Regions from separate parts of the Mus musculus genome. Here region 2 is linked to region 1. Evidence: chromatin loops called from intact Hi-C (ENCODE). Cell type or tissue: heart. All regions are shown on one strand. Links, peaks and the distances in the headings refer to the core of each region. The heading gives the core; the rest is flanking DNA.

Region 1 (7,914 bases), core at 1,130-6,129:
AAAAAGATTATCATTTTTACAAGCAGTAAAAAAGGACACTCAGTGCGTGCGTAGAGTGAGGACCCCACACATTTCCCTAGGAAAGCCTGGAAGAATATGTTAGTTGCCATGAAGACAGTACAAGGACTTCCCTGGGCAGTCTTGTAAGCTTTGCCGGCAGGAGGAAATGCAATTTTTCCCACTGCCTATCACACAATGCACCCGAAGGAATTGGAATTTCCCCAGGAGTTGCAGGCTGGGTGAAGGAACGGGTCTCAGTGTCTGTCAGAAGAGGAACCTGGCGGAGAGGAAGAGATTTCATACCGTCTGACAACTTGTTAGACCACCTTGCACAAGAGAGGAGCTTAGAGTTTGTTTATGTTGGCTGGGACAGCACGGGCAGTACCTGCTTAACTGAGCTTAGTTCTTGACCTCTATCCACCGGGCCTCCCGTTCCTCTCTTCCTGGTGTAGCTAAGTTGAATAAATCTCTGCATACTCACTACTGTCTGTCTGTTTTTTTTTTTTTTTGTTTGTTTGTTTTGTTTTGTTTTGTTTTGTTTTATCGAGACAGGGTTTCTCTGTGTAGCCCTGGCTATCCTGGACCTCACTTTGTAGACCAGGCTGGCTTCAAAATCAGAAATCCGCCTGCCTCTGCCTCCCAAGTGCTGGGATCAAAGGTGTGAGCCACCACACCTGGCTTACTGTCTGTCATCTTAATGTGTTAGGATTTAAGAGCCCAGGTTTTGATCCAGCAGCTCTGGCAACAACCTCCGAGTGCTGTTTACACCGTGACTCTTTCACATTGTTACATTGTTTAAATGGCTGTACAGTTTTTAGGGTTTTTTTGTTTGTTTGTTTGTTTTTCCCTCAGATGCAGAGAGCTATTAGCTTCACATCCTATTATCTATGTCAGTTTCTATAAGGCCTTCATCTTCCTTTGTTTTATATACACCGATGGACTGCGTCTGAACAGTATGCTGTCACGTACCACACGTTACTCCATCAGCCCCAGTCTGTGGGGACCGAGGGGGAGGGGCTTGGCTTGCAGGCCTGGCACTGTCCAGGGCTGAATTGTGAATTGTTCCCCTTCTTGCCTCACCTGAGGGGCAGAGGTGGTTTAATTCCCAGCCAGGTTCCACCTACTCAACCTAATGGGTTTAAAATAGTGCAGCACTGAGATGATCACTAAACGGGATGCAGGAGCCAGGAAAAACCTTGTTGGCACCTCAACTGGGTCTCTATCACAAAGGAGGTGCAGACTGGACAGCCGGGATACATCTGTCCTTGGCCAGGGTTCAGTAGTCTCCAATTTTCCTTGGTTTTCCGTCCCTTGCCACTGGTTTGTTGTGTCTCTATGTCCAGCTTGCTTTAAGGACATTGGTCATTTCGAATCTGGATCCAGCCCAAAGACCTCATTTTTTGACTTGATGACCTCTGTGAAGATTTACAACACTTTGGTGTGGTGGGAACACTGAGTTGCAAATACACTTGGATTTGAATCCTGTCCTCACTGCTCACAGGTAGTGTCACACCAGGGTGTCACTAGTCACCTGTCTTCTCTCTGTAGAATGGGCTGGGTCATTTTCTGCGGGGACTGGGTGCTCTAGAGCAGGCTGGACGGCAGTGACTGAGGCTAGGGGGATTGTCTTTGCTTTTCCATGTTCTCAGGTAGGATTCTCACGTAAAACCAAAGTTTTAATTTCTGTATCCAGGCACAACTAGTTGGTGCTTCTTCCAGAGGCCACTGCGTCCCTTGGTTGTCACAGGCCATAAATGTGCAGGCCACTTTATAGGTGACATCCATATCCAATACTTGATAGCATTCCCAGCCCAGACATGACAACTCATTGACTGGTGTCAGGTAAGGCTGCCATGGTACGGGTTTGGGAGAGGGGTCCGTCTCTTAGATACAGGGATCAACACTGCCTAAGCTCGAGTGTGCACAGCCTTCAGACTTTGCCTCACACGGAGTGGCTTCCAGCTTGAGCTCTTCCTTGACACCCTGTCATAGATGGCCAGTGTTACCCAGGTTTCCCCTTTACCAGCTTTCAAACATTTGATGGGGATTTTAGTTTTTAGCGTTGTGCTGGAAAAGAATATCTGGTCAATGGGGTGAGAAGCCTGGAGGTGAGGCAGGAGGAGGAACTGGAGAAAGCTTGTGTTTGGGAAGGACCTGGTACTAACTTCTGTGTAAGGGACACTCTTGGACACTTCAGTTTCTTCAGATTAATTACATTGTTTGTGGACTTTAATTAAATTATATCAACAGGGCAGCCAAACGTATGTTTGTCAGACGCTGGAAATGTTTTATATCCGAGGCAGTCTAAAGCAACTTACTTTCCTTCCTGTGCCCTAATTTACTTTAGTTTTTGCCCCCCCCCCCTTTTTTGTAAGTTGAATAGGTGCTTTAGTATATCAGTGGTGTGCTAACTATAGGAGGTTTGTTGGAAATCACCGAAGCCAAGTGTTTCCTAGGATCATACTGCACAGAGACCAGTATTGACTGGTGTTTTTACATTTGTTTATAAGACTGCATCTGTTGCAAAGAGCTTAAGCAAAACGTCAACACCACTATGGTAAAAACCATGTGTAGAAATAAATCCAGTTACTTTTGGTGTGCAACAGTGTATATACTTACACACGAAAATATCTTTATGTATATCCTTTTAAGCTACTAGCTAACGCCATTATTTTAGAATAGGTACAAAATACAATTTTAGCCAGTAGCTGTCTCCTAATTACAAAGTAGCCAGCACAGGGGACTTCAGTGTCAATGGCCCGAGAGGACACCCAGCAGTATTTAGCCAGGCGGAAGACAGTAGAATAAAAAACAAAACAAAAAAACCGAAAGGCAGAATTCCGGTGAAGATTCGACGGTTAAGGCCAAGTGGGCAAATTTAAGAATCGGGAAACCGAGGTGACTTAGGACAGGTAACAATAAAAAAAAAAACAAAAAACAACCCCCCCCCCCAACCCCCTCCGAAAGCCCTGGGGTTGGCGCTGGCTGGGCATTCCGATGGAGAAGCCGGGGAACCGGCGCCCGGGAGCGTGCCCAGCCTGGAAAGTTTCTGCGCGGCCCGCGCGCGGGCACGGTCCGAGTAAGGTGGCGGCCGCGCGCCTGCAGCCGCGGGCGTAATTCCGGAGGTGAGCCGGACGCCAGCGATCGTCCAGGCCTGCGCGGGCCCGGTCGGGATAGGGGCTCGCGACGGCGGCCTCCCAGGGCCGCGAGGTGGGCGGCTTGCCCTCCGCTTCCCTTCCTTCCCGGGCCGCGCGGGCGGGGCTGCGGGCTCGCGGCGCGGGAGCGCGCTGCGCCACGGGGGCGCGCGCTGGCCCGGCCGCAGTCGGCGTGGGAGCGAGCGCGGGGGCGGGGCGAGGCGGCCGCGAGGCGGCAGGCGCTCGCTCGCTCGCTCGCGCACCGGCAGGCCACCGCCTCGCCCCCGTCCCTTCCCTTCCCTTCCCTCCACTCCCCTCCCCCGAGCGAATCACGCGCCCTCCTCTGACACTCATAGCGGGCCCGAGCTCCGAATTTATCCTTCACGTGACCTGAGGGGGGTTGGGTGGTTGGCTGGGGGACGGAGGAGAGAGGGGAAGGAGGGAACGGAATCTGCCGTTACCCGAGCAACAGGCCCCGCCCGCCGGCTTGGGGCCGGGAGGGGCGGGCGGAGGACGTCAGCACGTCAGCCGGGGTTTTGCGTTTTGATTGACAGTTGCTATAGCGACCGGGTCGGTCCGTCGCCATTTTGTTGGTTGGTTTTTTTTTAAACCCTTTCGCTTCCCGCCCGAATAATAATAAAAAGCCCCATTGGAGTGAGGCGGGGGTGGCGGCGGCAACCGCGGCGGGGGGATCCGGGGAGACTGCTGCCGTCGCTGCTGCCGATCGCGGCCCAGGTCGGGCTGAGAAAGCGGACTCCCCGAGCGGGGGTGCGGGCGCCACCGCCGCCGCCGCTTGTGCTGCTGTTCCTGCTGCTGCTGTTGGTGCCGCTGCCGCTGCCGCCGCCGCCGCCGCCGGCGAGCGGGCGGGACCGGTGTGAGTGTGAGGGAGCGTGTGCGAGGGCGAGTGTGCGCGCGGTGAGTGTGCGCGAGTGTCTGTGCGGGATCGGGGGCGGGCGGTCCGGGCTCTCCTGGCGGAGCCGCCGCCGCCGCCGCCGCCGCTCGGGCCCCGGCGCTGCTCGCTGCGCAGCTTCGGAGCGCGCGCCATTTTGTGAGATTTACAAAAATCCTCGTCGGGAAGAAGCGGCCGGCAGCGGCCGCCACTCGGCGCCCGGCCTCGCCGCCGCCGCCGCCCTCCGCACCGGGCCGGGCCGGGCCCCGCCGCCGACACTCGGGGGCCCGGGGACTGCGGTATTTGCCGGGGAGGGGCTGTCGCCTGCCTCCCCGGCCGCGGGCGCCGCCGGCCCCGCCAGCCCGACGGACCCTGAGCCAGCGCGGCTGCGGCGCGGAGCCGGGACGCCGGGGGCGGAGAGAGGCGGCCGGGGCGGCGCTGGCTGCGGAGGCCGCGGCGGGAGCGCGGCGCGGGAGCTCGAGGCTGAGACTCACCGGAGGGAGCGGCGCGAGCGCCCCGCCATCGTCCCGGTGAGTGTCCGCCCCGCCCGGCGCGGCGCGGCCCAGCGCGCGGCTTCTCGGGGCCTGCGAGCCGGGCTCGCCAGGCCTCAAGCGGAGGGAGGGAGGGACCTGCCATCTTAGGAGCGAGCGGGCGGGCGGGCGGGCGGCCCGGGGCCCGGGGAAGAAGGCCTCGTCCCCGAGGAAAGTTGCGGCGGGTGGGACCCGCTGCCTCGGGCCGGGCCGGCGCCAGACCTCCACTGGCTGCCCGGGCGCAGGGGAGGAGGCTGTTCTCCTCCTCCTCCTCCTCTTCCTCCTCATCCTCTGCCCCCAGCTCCTCCCTCGTCCCTCCTCTCGGTCCCCACCGGCGTGCGGAGCGCCGGGGTTCTGGGCAAGGACAATGCACGGGATCAGAAAATGGGGCTGGCGGCCGGGAGGCGAGGACGCAAGGCCCGGCCGGGCCGGGCCGGCGAAGGTCGGCAGCCTGCTGCCTGCGAGGCCCAGTGGGCCCGCGCTCGGGCCTGGGGACCTGGTGTGCTCGGAAGTCGGGCCGCGAGCGCGGGCCACCCAGGGCACCGGAGGGGCCGGGGTGACCTGCATAGCAGCGGGAGGAGACTGGAATTAGAATGGAGACCTGTGTATCGCCTCAAAACTTCAACATCTATTTATAGGCTCAGACCCACTCAGGCTCCAGAGGCCCCAGAGCTGCTGAATATCAGCACTAAGCTAGAGGCCCCTCCCTACCCCGAAATAGTTAAAAATGGCAAAATTCGTGAGTCAGTGACTCCAATGACTTGTCTTGTCTTTGCCCAGCCCTAGATTATGTGACTCCTGTCGTCGAGGTGCAGCATCGTTTGCTTCTTGAGTTCTGCCAAATCCCAAGAAAATATTCCTTGTAACTGTTTGCACACTCATAGATTAGTGCAAGGCCTTTTATATATTACCTCGAATAACCTCCCAGTTGGAAATGCTGCCCATTTTACAGATGAGCAGACTGAGCCTAGAGGTGGGCAGTGACTAGTCCAAGGTCATACAGCCAGTACTCCAGGAGGCCTATGTCAGTTGTTAGCCTGGCTTTCTGTTCATTGGCTCCTAACTTATTATTAAGTACTGTATGATGACTCAGGGCTGTAACCTAGACTGTTTGGGTACAGGTTTTGGTAGAGTTAATTTAGGGTTTGCAGAAGTACAGTTTAGATGAGCCCCTGTAATGAAACTTGTCATGCCCCCCCCCCCCCAGGTAAACTAGTCTGTTTTTCAGTGGAAGAATTGAAACCACTGGTGCATTTTGTTCTTTGCGTTTAACTGTTACAGTGTAGAGTTCTTTTTGCGTATTGATAAGTCATAAAGTTTGGTGTGAAGTTATTTTTTATTTAAATACTTACATTTCTCTTTTGACACTGTACTTTGCACGTTAAGAATAACTATTAGGTATTTTGATTTGAGATGTTAATGTAGTGGAATTATCTTACTTTTTGTTTGTTAAATTTTTTTTAATTGTCTTAAAGAATTACATTTTTAAATAGACTGTAAGTGGGAGACAGGAGCTCAAATTTCACTTGTCAAGGTTTCAGAGGAATAGTGGTTAAGAAGATTTATTTGCATATGTGGATTTTCAGGGTGCTTGTCTTACAGCACCCTGCCCTTCGGAGCTTCTGCCCTAGCACGGCGGTGGTGTCTGTGGTACTGTCCAAAAAGTTAAAACTCTTGTCAGCGTCTATACCAGGTACTCTGTAAAAATGGCAACAGAAAGTTTGTATTTACCTCAGAGAGGCATAAGCTCAGAAATTGTTCTAGAAGGGCTGCTCCTGTGTCTGTAAGGCAAGGACACACATTTTGTATTCCTGGTGGATGATGAAGATTTTGTTGTCTTTTGAAGGAGCAGAGTTGAAGGGATGGTTGTTATCTGTAAGGATAGGAAACTGACTGACTGAGCCAGTGGAGCTTCTTGAAGACACTTTGGTGTGTGACCTGTTAAAATTGTAACCTCTATGCTCTGTGCTATGCCACTGCTATGTGCTAGGAGTTGAAAAATAAAATACCATTCACGAGAACATGGATAGTCAAAAAGACCCTTGGCTAGAGAAGTCTCACTTGAGAGTTCTACTCTGTCACTGAGTTTTCTTCGTGGCTGGACTCCTGTGCTTGTGACTCACAGATGGGAGTGACTGACAGTGTGACAAGTCTGTGCTGTGCAGTGCAGTGACTGAGGGTAAAGCTAAGATGGCTTGTTTCAGACATGGCATGAATTCTGTCATGGGTGTTATTATGTAACTGTCAAGGAAAGAAATACTGTATGTGTTTACTTTGGGTATTACTTTAAACCATTTTTAATAGAAATTTAAATAGCACAGAGATGTTACAGAGTTTATGGTTGGCAAATGTCTGTTCCAGAAAGAAATTTTGTATAGAATCTTGGATGACCAAGAATCATTTTGTACTGCAGGACATAGCTACATAGTATACATAGTTGGACTCCTAGAGGGAGGGCGGGAGGGAGGGAGGGCTTCATTTCTGAATCTCTTGCTACTTGGGGATGCTCTTGTTCGCACCTGCCAGCCAGTGTCCCTCTTCCCAGTAACTTCTCTTCTACCTCTCAAGAAGGAGCTTAGCCCTCAGACCCAGCAAACACCACAAGTTTCCAGAAAGTCTGTCAAGAACATGGCTCAGCACTTGCAGCTGTTAGTTTTAAGAATTCTGTGGTATTTCTAGACAGTAACTTGGCCCTAACACTCTATTTTGTGTTGAGTGTTTTGGTGGGTTTCCTCCATTTGTACTTGTCTACTTTCGACTTGGGAACAGATCTCTTGCTTGGACATAACAGACAGGGTCACCTGTAACTTCACAGTTTGCCTGTCACAGCTGTAGGACCAGAGTAGTAGTGTATGGAGTGGTATGTCTTCTGAAGGCAGGGACCCTGTGCTGTCCTACCCATTGTCATGTTTGATGGCAAGACAGTCTGTGGGAACTCATAACCCAGTGCTCGCATAGGGTGGGATTACAAAATATGGGGATTAAAAATTGGTGTTTAATTACTTGGAAAAACTTATTAAATTATTTTAAGTTACCTAAAGTTGTCCCTAAATGAAGGAATCTTTTGAAATTATGCTTCACCTCAACTTCATAATGTTAAGCTGTTGAGTGTAAAGTCTTCTGTTGGGTACGTGAGAGTTGAATGCAGGTTTCATGTAACTAAAATAAAGGTTCACATTAGCTAGTGCAGGCAAGTGTTATTTTTAAAATTTTAGTTCATATTGACATATAAAAACAAAATTTGACTTGGAAGTACATTGTATTAAACAGCTATGCTTTTTAAAGTTATATTTTGGCTTTGAAATTCTCATTTGAGCATTCTGTAGTGAGTTACAGTTCTTGGTTGAGAGACAAACCTAAC
Region 2 (7,914 bases), core at 1,069-6,068, 100 kb after region 1:
GTGTCTGGGGGGACTGTTTGATGGTTTCCCATGTCACAACTCACAGGTGCCCATTGTTTGCTCTCATGTGTCTTTGTCCAGGGAGCCACTGTCAGGTGACTTGCTAGTGCACTGTGAGTGCCTAAGACTTTTTAAAATCTGTCTGAACTTCCCAAACTTTGTTAGTGAGGTATTGGCCTCATTATAGCCAGGCCACATTGAGAGCACACCACAACACACTCACCCTATCTCCCCTGCTGCTTTACTTCTGGTCTTCCCACAGGAAGGTGACCTGAGCCTTAGATTAGAGAAAAATTCCTTTCAGTGGTAAACATAAATGGTCTTGGGGCTCTGTAGCTGGCATCTGCATCAGCTCCTGCAGAGTCCTATCTCAGTGTTTATTCCATTGTCATGCCATCTTCCCACAGGAAACAAAACAGCCGGAGAATTAAGACTATTGGGAACTTAAGAGAGCAGTTGGTTTACAGACAAAACTCCTTCTAATATATGTTTCCTACTTTATTTCTGTGTACATACATACATATATACACACATGTGTACAAGTATTGTGAGGAGCAACTGTAGTGGCTGTGGGGACAGGTGTGAAAGGACAGGGTAGAGACAGAGTTCTGCTCTCACAGTACAGATGCACCACAGCAGTCCTGATGACAAGGAAGGATTCTGTCTTCTTATAGAGATGGTATTGTTGGGAAGTGTGTAGACTGCCTGTTAGGCTGACTTTAGGACTATTTCATCATGTAAATCATTTCAGTGCCTCTCTTTTATAATAGTGGTGCCTAAACTAATGACTTTCATTGTCCCTGAAGTTTAGTCTCATTGTCCCAAACACTTCCAAATAGTGTAAATGGGGAAAAAAACCTGCACTACACACAAATACATTGTTTCCACAGCAAATGTTGAAGGGCCCAATTTACCACAAATTTTGTGGCAATTTTAATGTTCAGCTGCTGTAATAAGTTACTGAGCATCATTAATATTGAGTGCAGAGTATGTGCGCGAAGAGGAGCAGCAGCGTTGAAGTTGATAAGTAATGCTCCAATGGGAAATTCAGTGTCAGAGGTAAAACTGGGTTCAAGTAATGGGCATCATTAAAGAAGCCATGAGTCTGTGTCATGGCTCCCAGAGCTGTCTGACTGACTGTAGCCTCAGACAATTCACACTGTGCCCATGGTGACAATTCACACTGTACCCTTAGTGACAATTCACACTGTACCTTGGTGAGATTCATATAGCATGAATGATATCCAAACAGCTACAGAATGTGGGCTGCTCTAGGCAGTCTGTCCAGTACTGTGTCAAGACTCCTCACACAGTGGCTGTTTGAATACTGTACTATTTTTCTGTAGAGAGAGTTCTTTTTGAGATACCATGAGACCATAGTGAGGAGTCCTCTTACCATTGTTAGCCTGACATCAAGCTGACTTACAGGCACTTGCTGGTGTGTGTGAGAGAGAGTGCGTGAGTGCGTCTCTGGGTGACGTTATCTGACCCTGATGTGCTTGAGCACAGTCTGGTTTCTTACTGACCTCAGAGAGGGCAGAAGCCGTTGCTGCTTACCTGTCTGTCCTTCACGGGTTTTTCTAAAATTTTTACTCTTATAGACGATTTTTCTTTTTTCAATTTACTGAATATGATAAATACATAGGTTATGGATTCCCAAGAACACAGTCTTCACCAAGTCTTCATGATTTCCAGATACTTGCTGTGTTTTCCTAAAACACAAAAGTATGCTGCTGTCTGTAGGCAGTAGCCCTTCTACACACAGCTTATACATTCATCAAAGCCGGTGGGCAGGGCGGTTAGATGCAGTGCTGTCATAAGTCAATCTTAGCACATGAGGTTTATAAGGTGGTACTTTGTTACCTTATGGGCTGTTTGTTTGTTTGTTTGTTGTTTTCTGAGACAGGTTTCTCTGTGTAGCCCTGGCTGTCCTGGAACTCTCTCTGTAGACCAGGCTGGCCTCAGACTCAGAGATCCTCTATCTCAGAAGTGCTGAGATTAAGGGTGTGTGCCACCTTATGCATTTTTTATTTTTTATTTTTTTGGATAGACTGCACTTCTTTAACTTGGAAGAGTGGTTTAGATCCTCTTAGTCAGCAGAAGAACGGGCTGTTACTGTTAGGGGCTGACCTGCAGACTAACCCGCTTTCCACTCTGCACCAAATGGTGCGGTGCTGGGGATGGAGAACATACCAAGTATATACTAACTAATGCTTGTCTTACCAGCGTGTGTAACTTAGGTGAAATTTTCTTTTCTCTTTCAGTGCATTTGAAACGCCACTTTATGTTTCGAAACCATCTCTGTTTAGTGTTTGAAATGCTGTCCTATAATCTCTATGATTTGTTGAGAAACACCAACTTCCGAGGGGTCTCTTTGAACCTAACACGAAAGTTTGCGCAACAGATGTGCACAGCATTGCTTTTTCTTGCGACTCCAGAACTTAGTATCATTCACTGTGACTTAAAGCCTGAGAACATCCTTCTGTGTAACCCCAAACGGAGTGCAATCAAGATTGTTGATTTTGGCAGCTCTTGTCAGTTGGGGCAGAGGGTAAGTATTCCTTTAGGACTTGTGACTTACCATAGAATTAGGTAGAATGGCGTGAATGATGTGTTTACAGTTGGAGGCGGTTGGTGGATGCTGTTCATCTTGGACAGGTAGCTTATGCTTCACACCCTGCTGATGTCTGTTTAAAATCCAGATAGCAATACTTGAATTGGGAGAGTTTTTAAGTGGATATTTAAAATTATGTTTAATGCTAGAAAATTTTAAAGAAAGAGATAAAAGAATGAAATATTAGGTGATTTATAGCTCTCAAATGGAGCTTTTAATATAAAATTTGAGTAATTCTAACTTAAACTAGGATCTTGACTAGAAATTACTTTTCCTTAAGTCACCAAGATAAATGTTCCTTAAACAAAACACCAAGAAGTACACACAAATGGTTTTGGTACTTACAGCATAGGTGGTATACCTGTTTGTTTTGATAAATAAGTTTAAGTCTTCTTACCTTACCCCACTAAGTTGGAATTGCTATAGATTGAACACATCAGAACTGGTTTTCTTTACACTGTTAAGAACAGACGTGTCTATTGTGATTGAATTCACCTGGCTCAGGGAAGCAGCCTCTCCCTGCTGTAGTTTGTAGCATTAGGACATCTGTAGCAATGGTGTGTTGTGCATGCAGACAGAAGCCTGTGGTCTTCTGGAATGGGGTCAGGGATGCTTCTGTTAGTGCTCGATTCATTCTTAATGCCTTTTCTATTTACATAAAGGTATTGGAATTATTTTAATCTAACATTGTAGTGTTACTATTTTTAATATTGGCATCCACAGTTCTTGCTTTCCAAGCTTGTAAAGCTTCTATCTTGTTCAGCTTGTATCTAGGTTTTAAGTAGAGCAAAGTGTGTAGTCAGTTTAGTTAGCAGACTTAGCTTTTGTCATTCTGCAAATTATCTTATAATAGCAAAGTTATATAATTTTGGAGGTAATTTTTAAATTGAATTTGAAGGCAAAGTGTACAGTTTCAGATGCTGCTGAAAAGCCTAGAGTTGCCTGAGCAAGCACACTGTATAGAGACACATGCCCACTGCGACAACGCTGGCAGTAGATTTTTCAGTTAGCAATTTTTTCCATCAATTTAAACTAAATCATATGTTCAGTCCTAACATCAAACACTATTATTTCTGTCTAGACAAACTGAGATAACTTATCCTTTTCAGCCATTAAGTTTTTAACTGTCGACGTGTATTGGTGTTGCATGTGAACTATTTTTGAGATCCATGGATGTATTGTACTGGGTCAGAGTCAGAAGGTGTCAGGAAGAGAAGTGTATGCATGGGAGAGGGCCCTCAGGGATTTGGTTTAAAACCTGCTTGACCAAAAAGTAGTCAGGTAGGTGACTTCCTTCACCTAGAATCTCTCAGAAACATAGTGTGGTTTGAACACTCTATGTCCAAAATGTTTCCAACTAAGGTATTTGTAGTCTCGATCTTTACTGGGAATCAAACCCAAGTCCTCACCCACGCTGCTCTCTACCGCTGAGGCATGCCCCAGAGCATGCAGGGTAATGACTTGGTTCACTATTTCTCCTGATTACTGACTGGACTACATGAAAGGATCTGAATCCTCAACCAACTTCTTGTTTGGTTATTCCTTTGAAATGTTTAGTTGTTTCACCATGTTTATAGTGTGATGTTTAACTTTTCTGTTGCTGTAAGTAGTTTTCTTAACCCAATATTGAATATAACTATAAATAAGGCATATTGAATTAATACTACTTTGAAATATGTTTCAGATATACCAGTATATTCAGAGTCGCTTTTATCGGTCTCCAGAGGTGCTACTGGGAATGCCTTATGACCTTGCTATCGACATGTGGTCCCTTGGATGTATCTTGGTTGAAATGCACACTGGAGAGCCTCTGTTCAGTGGTGCCAATGAGGTAGGTAAAGGGTACTCTGTAGTGACAGTGTCATCTCAAAGCTGTCCTCATAGGAAGATGTCTTCTTAAGAGCTTGATCATTTCTCTAAGGTCAGTTGATCTTATTTTACATTCTTTTAATTTTTCTTCTTTGTCAGTTATGTAATGGTAGGCTTCTGAACTAGTAATTAAGATACTTAATATGTTACTGAAGGAAAACAGAAAACTAACCAGAAAGTGGCATTTCATAGACATTTTCAGGTTTACGTACAATAATAGCTTAACTATGTGGTGAAGAAATGAGGCCACCCTAGCACTAGTCAGTGCTGTGAACCCTGATTAAAACCCAGATGCTGGGATTTAGTCCTTCAAAAGCAGTGCACAGTGCAGTCGTAGATGCTGCCTGAGTTGTTTGAGATCTACTAGGATTCTGGGCATTAGAGAGACTGCACATCTGCAGGCTACTTTGTGTTCCTAAGATTCCGAAGCTGAGAACAGAAGCTGGAGGGTTTTTGGAAGAGTAAAGGGAATTGCTGCCCTTGCTGTCAGCTGAGCTTGTTTGCTTTTTGTGGAAAAGTTGATCATTGAGGATCTTAATCTAAATTTTGAGTTATATGAGAGAAAAGAAAGACTAAATGACTTAACTCTGGATCTTATTTTTGTTAAGTTGAGATTTTTGTAAGTTGTCATGTTACCTGGGCTGGCCCTCAACTCTGGGACTCTAGTGGTCTTCAAACTTAATCTTTGAAATAACTGATCAGATGCACACCATCTCCAGTCACCATCTTCTTCTCTGCATTTAATTTTAACTTCAGCTCACGAACAAGGTGGAAGCAGCTTCATATTTGTTTTTATTTGAACTTAAGTAATTGTATCTTATAACTGGTAACTTCCTTAGGATTAAACAGATAATCATCTGAGAATCCAGTGGCTTCCCAATTTTCTCATTGTCAGAGCCAAAGTCCTCTTTTGTGTTTGGCATTCTCCTCTTCACTCTGTGCAGGGGTCTCTGCAGTGTCTCCTCTCCTCTGTTCCTTTGCTTCTGACTCATCACTGTCTTCTCTTGCTGCAGCTCCTTGAACACTAACCACCAACCCTGCTTGGCCCCTACACTGTTCTCCCTGTCTTGAAGTGCTGCCTCCCAGATGGCACTGCACACTGCTCTCAGTCAGCTTTCCATGGAGCCTTTGTGCCACCTGTGCAACCTTCCCCTAGCCCCTTCTCATCTCCCATGCATGGAGACGCCGTTTTTGTGGTCTCTCTGCCCCCTTTAGGCTCTTCATCTTTGAGTTCAACGAAAAATAATTGTTTAAAGTATTGCATATGTATAGGTAGAGAAGTGATTGGTCAAAAACTACTCCAGGCAAATCTTTTCATGTTTAGAATTTATCTGTGAGACAATAGAGTACAAATATCTAAATTTAAGTTTTATTAAACTTGAGATTAGTTATGTCTTAATGTTGAAATACAGTCTTTAGGTTAATTGAATCGCAGTGTAACTGTTACTGGTGTAAACTGAATCCATCATAGTAGGAATTTTACCTGTCCTAAACATGTTCTGGTCCTTTCCCTGTGTAAGGATTTTCTAAACAGTATAATGTAATGACTTTTTTTTTTTTTTTTTTTTAAGATTTATTTTATTAATATATGTAAGTACACTGTAGCTGTCTTCAGACACTCCAGAAGAGGGAGTCAGATCTTGTTGCGGATGGTCGTGAGCCACCATGTGGTTGCTGGGATTTGAACTTTAGACCTTCGGAAGAGCAGTCGGGTGCTCTTACCCACTGAGCCATCTCACCAGCCCCCGTAATGACTTTTTCTAGTATTTGTAATTATAAGAAACCTAGAAAAGATCTCAAGTATGAAAGAATGCACACAAATTATTTACAGATATTATTTTTGTATAAGAGATTTGAACACCTGTGGATTTGTGCATCCATAGGGTTGGGGCTAATCCTGCTCAGAACCAGTTCCTTGAGGAGGCTTGACTATGTTTGTAGTTAGCCTTTTCCAAAACAGGCTCTTCCTCTGTTTACCCTGCTGTATTATGTCAGTAAGCATGGTTTCTAGCCTTATGGTAGTTGCACTGTAGCATGAATGCATAGTTTTCACTTAAACTGTAATTTAATTAATGTCTGTAAGTTAGTAAGACATTTTTATTGGTTCTTTAAAACTTGAAAAACTGACCCTTAAAATTTCCTTCCTTTCTATCTCAGTGTTTTCCATTGTATTTGAGGTCCCAAGGTACACTATGGATCTGTATTCTTATTTGCTGATTCTCTACCTTCCCTTCTGTTGAGTGTGCAGAATGTGAGGGCAAAATGTATTATATCTGTTGGTTTTAGTGTATCCTCAAGAGTCCACAGTGTATCCATCCTCAGCGCCCACAGTGTATCCATCCTCAGTGTACACAGTGTATCCATCCTTAGCGTACACAGTGTATCCATCCTCAGCGCCCACAGTGTATCCATCCTCAGTGTACACAGTGTATCCATCCTCAGCGCCCACAGTGTATCCATCCTCAGCGCCCACAGTGTATCCATCCTCAGCGCCCACAGTGTATCCATCCTCAGTGCCCACAGTGTATCCATCCTCAGTGCCCACAGTGTATCCATCCTCAGTGTACACAGTGTATCCATCCTCAGCGCCCACAGTGTATCCATCCTCAGCGCCCACAGTGTATCCATCCTCAGTGCCCACAGTGTATCCATCCTCAGTGCCCACAGTGTATCCATCCTCAGTGTACACAGTGTATCCATCCTCAGCACCCACAGTGTATCCATCCTTAGCGTATACAGTGTATCCATCCTCAGCGCCCACAGTGTATCCATCCACAGTGTCCACAGTGTATCCATCCTCAGTGTACACAGTGTATCCATCCTCAGCGCCCACAGTGTATCCATCCACAGTGTCCACAGTGTATTCATCCTCAGCGCCCACAGTGTATCCATCCTCAGTGTACACAGTGTATCCATCCACAGTGTCCACAGTGTATCCATCCTCAGCGCCCACAGTGTATCCATCCTCAGTGTACACAGTGTATCCATCCTCAGCGCCCACAGTGTATCCATCCTCAGTGTACACAGTGTATCCATCCTCAGCGCCCACAGTGTATCCATCCTCAGCGCCCACAGTGTATCCATCCTTAGCGTACACAGTGTATCCATCCTCAGCGCCCACAATGTATCCATCCACAGTGTCCACAGTGTATCCATCCTCAGTGTACACAGTGTATCCATCCTCAGCGTCCACAGTGTATCCATCCTCAGTGTACACAGTGTATCCATCCTCAGCGCCCACAGTGTATCCATCCTCAGCGCCCACAGTGTATCCATCCTCAGCGCCCACAGTGTATCCATCCTCAGCGCCCACAGTGTATCCATCCTTAGCGTACACAGTGTATCCATCCTCAGCGCCCACAATGTATCCATCCACAGTGTCCACAGTGTATCCATCCTCAGTGTACACAGTGTATCCATCCTCAGCGTCC

What was found. Peaks named below come from ENCODE experiments on the same cell type or tissue, not always from the same donor. Only the 100,000 strongest peaks of a DNase experiment are listed, where the experiment ranks them.
Region 2: a loop joins it to region 1, with 2.1 times the contacts of the local background. A loop is called at or near these places in 1 of 42 quality-filtered maps.

Annotation. Positions count from the first base shown.
Region 1 is chr16:94,565,982-94,573,895 of GRCm38, forward strand. Dyrk1a (dual-specificity tyrosine-(Y)-phosphorylation regulated kinase 1a) reads left to right here and starts at 4,225. Exons shown (of 12, transcript NM_007890.2): 1 at 4,225-4,553. In heart, for the core only: no CTCF peak of the experiment used is centred there; DNase peaks (open chromatin) are centred at 3,520 and 4,840; H3K4me3 peaks cover 4,124 bases; H3K27ac peaks cover 4,007 bases.
Region 2 is chr16:94,669,039-94,676,952 of GRCm38, forward strand. It overlaps Dyrk1a (dual-specificity tyrosine-(Y)-phosphorylation regulated kinase 1a), which reads left to right. Exons shown (of 12, transcript NM_007890.2): 7 at 2,265-2,551; 8 at 4,299-4,445. Among named protein-coding and RNA genes, the nearest start is that of Gm41504, 41 kb to the right of the region's middle. In heart, for the core only: no CTCF peak of the experiment used is centred there; no DNase peak of the experiment used is centred there.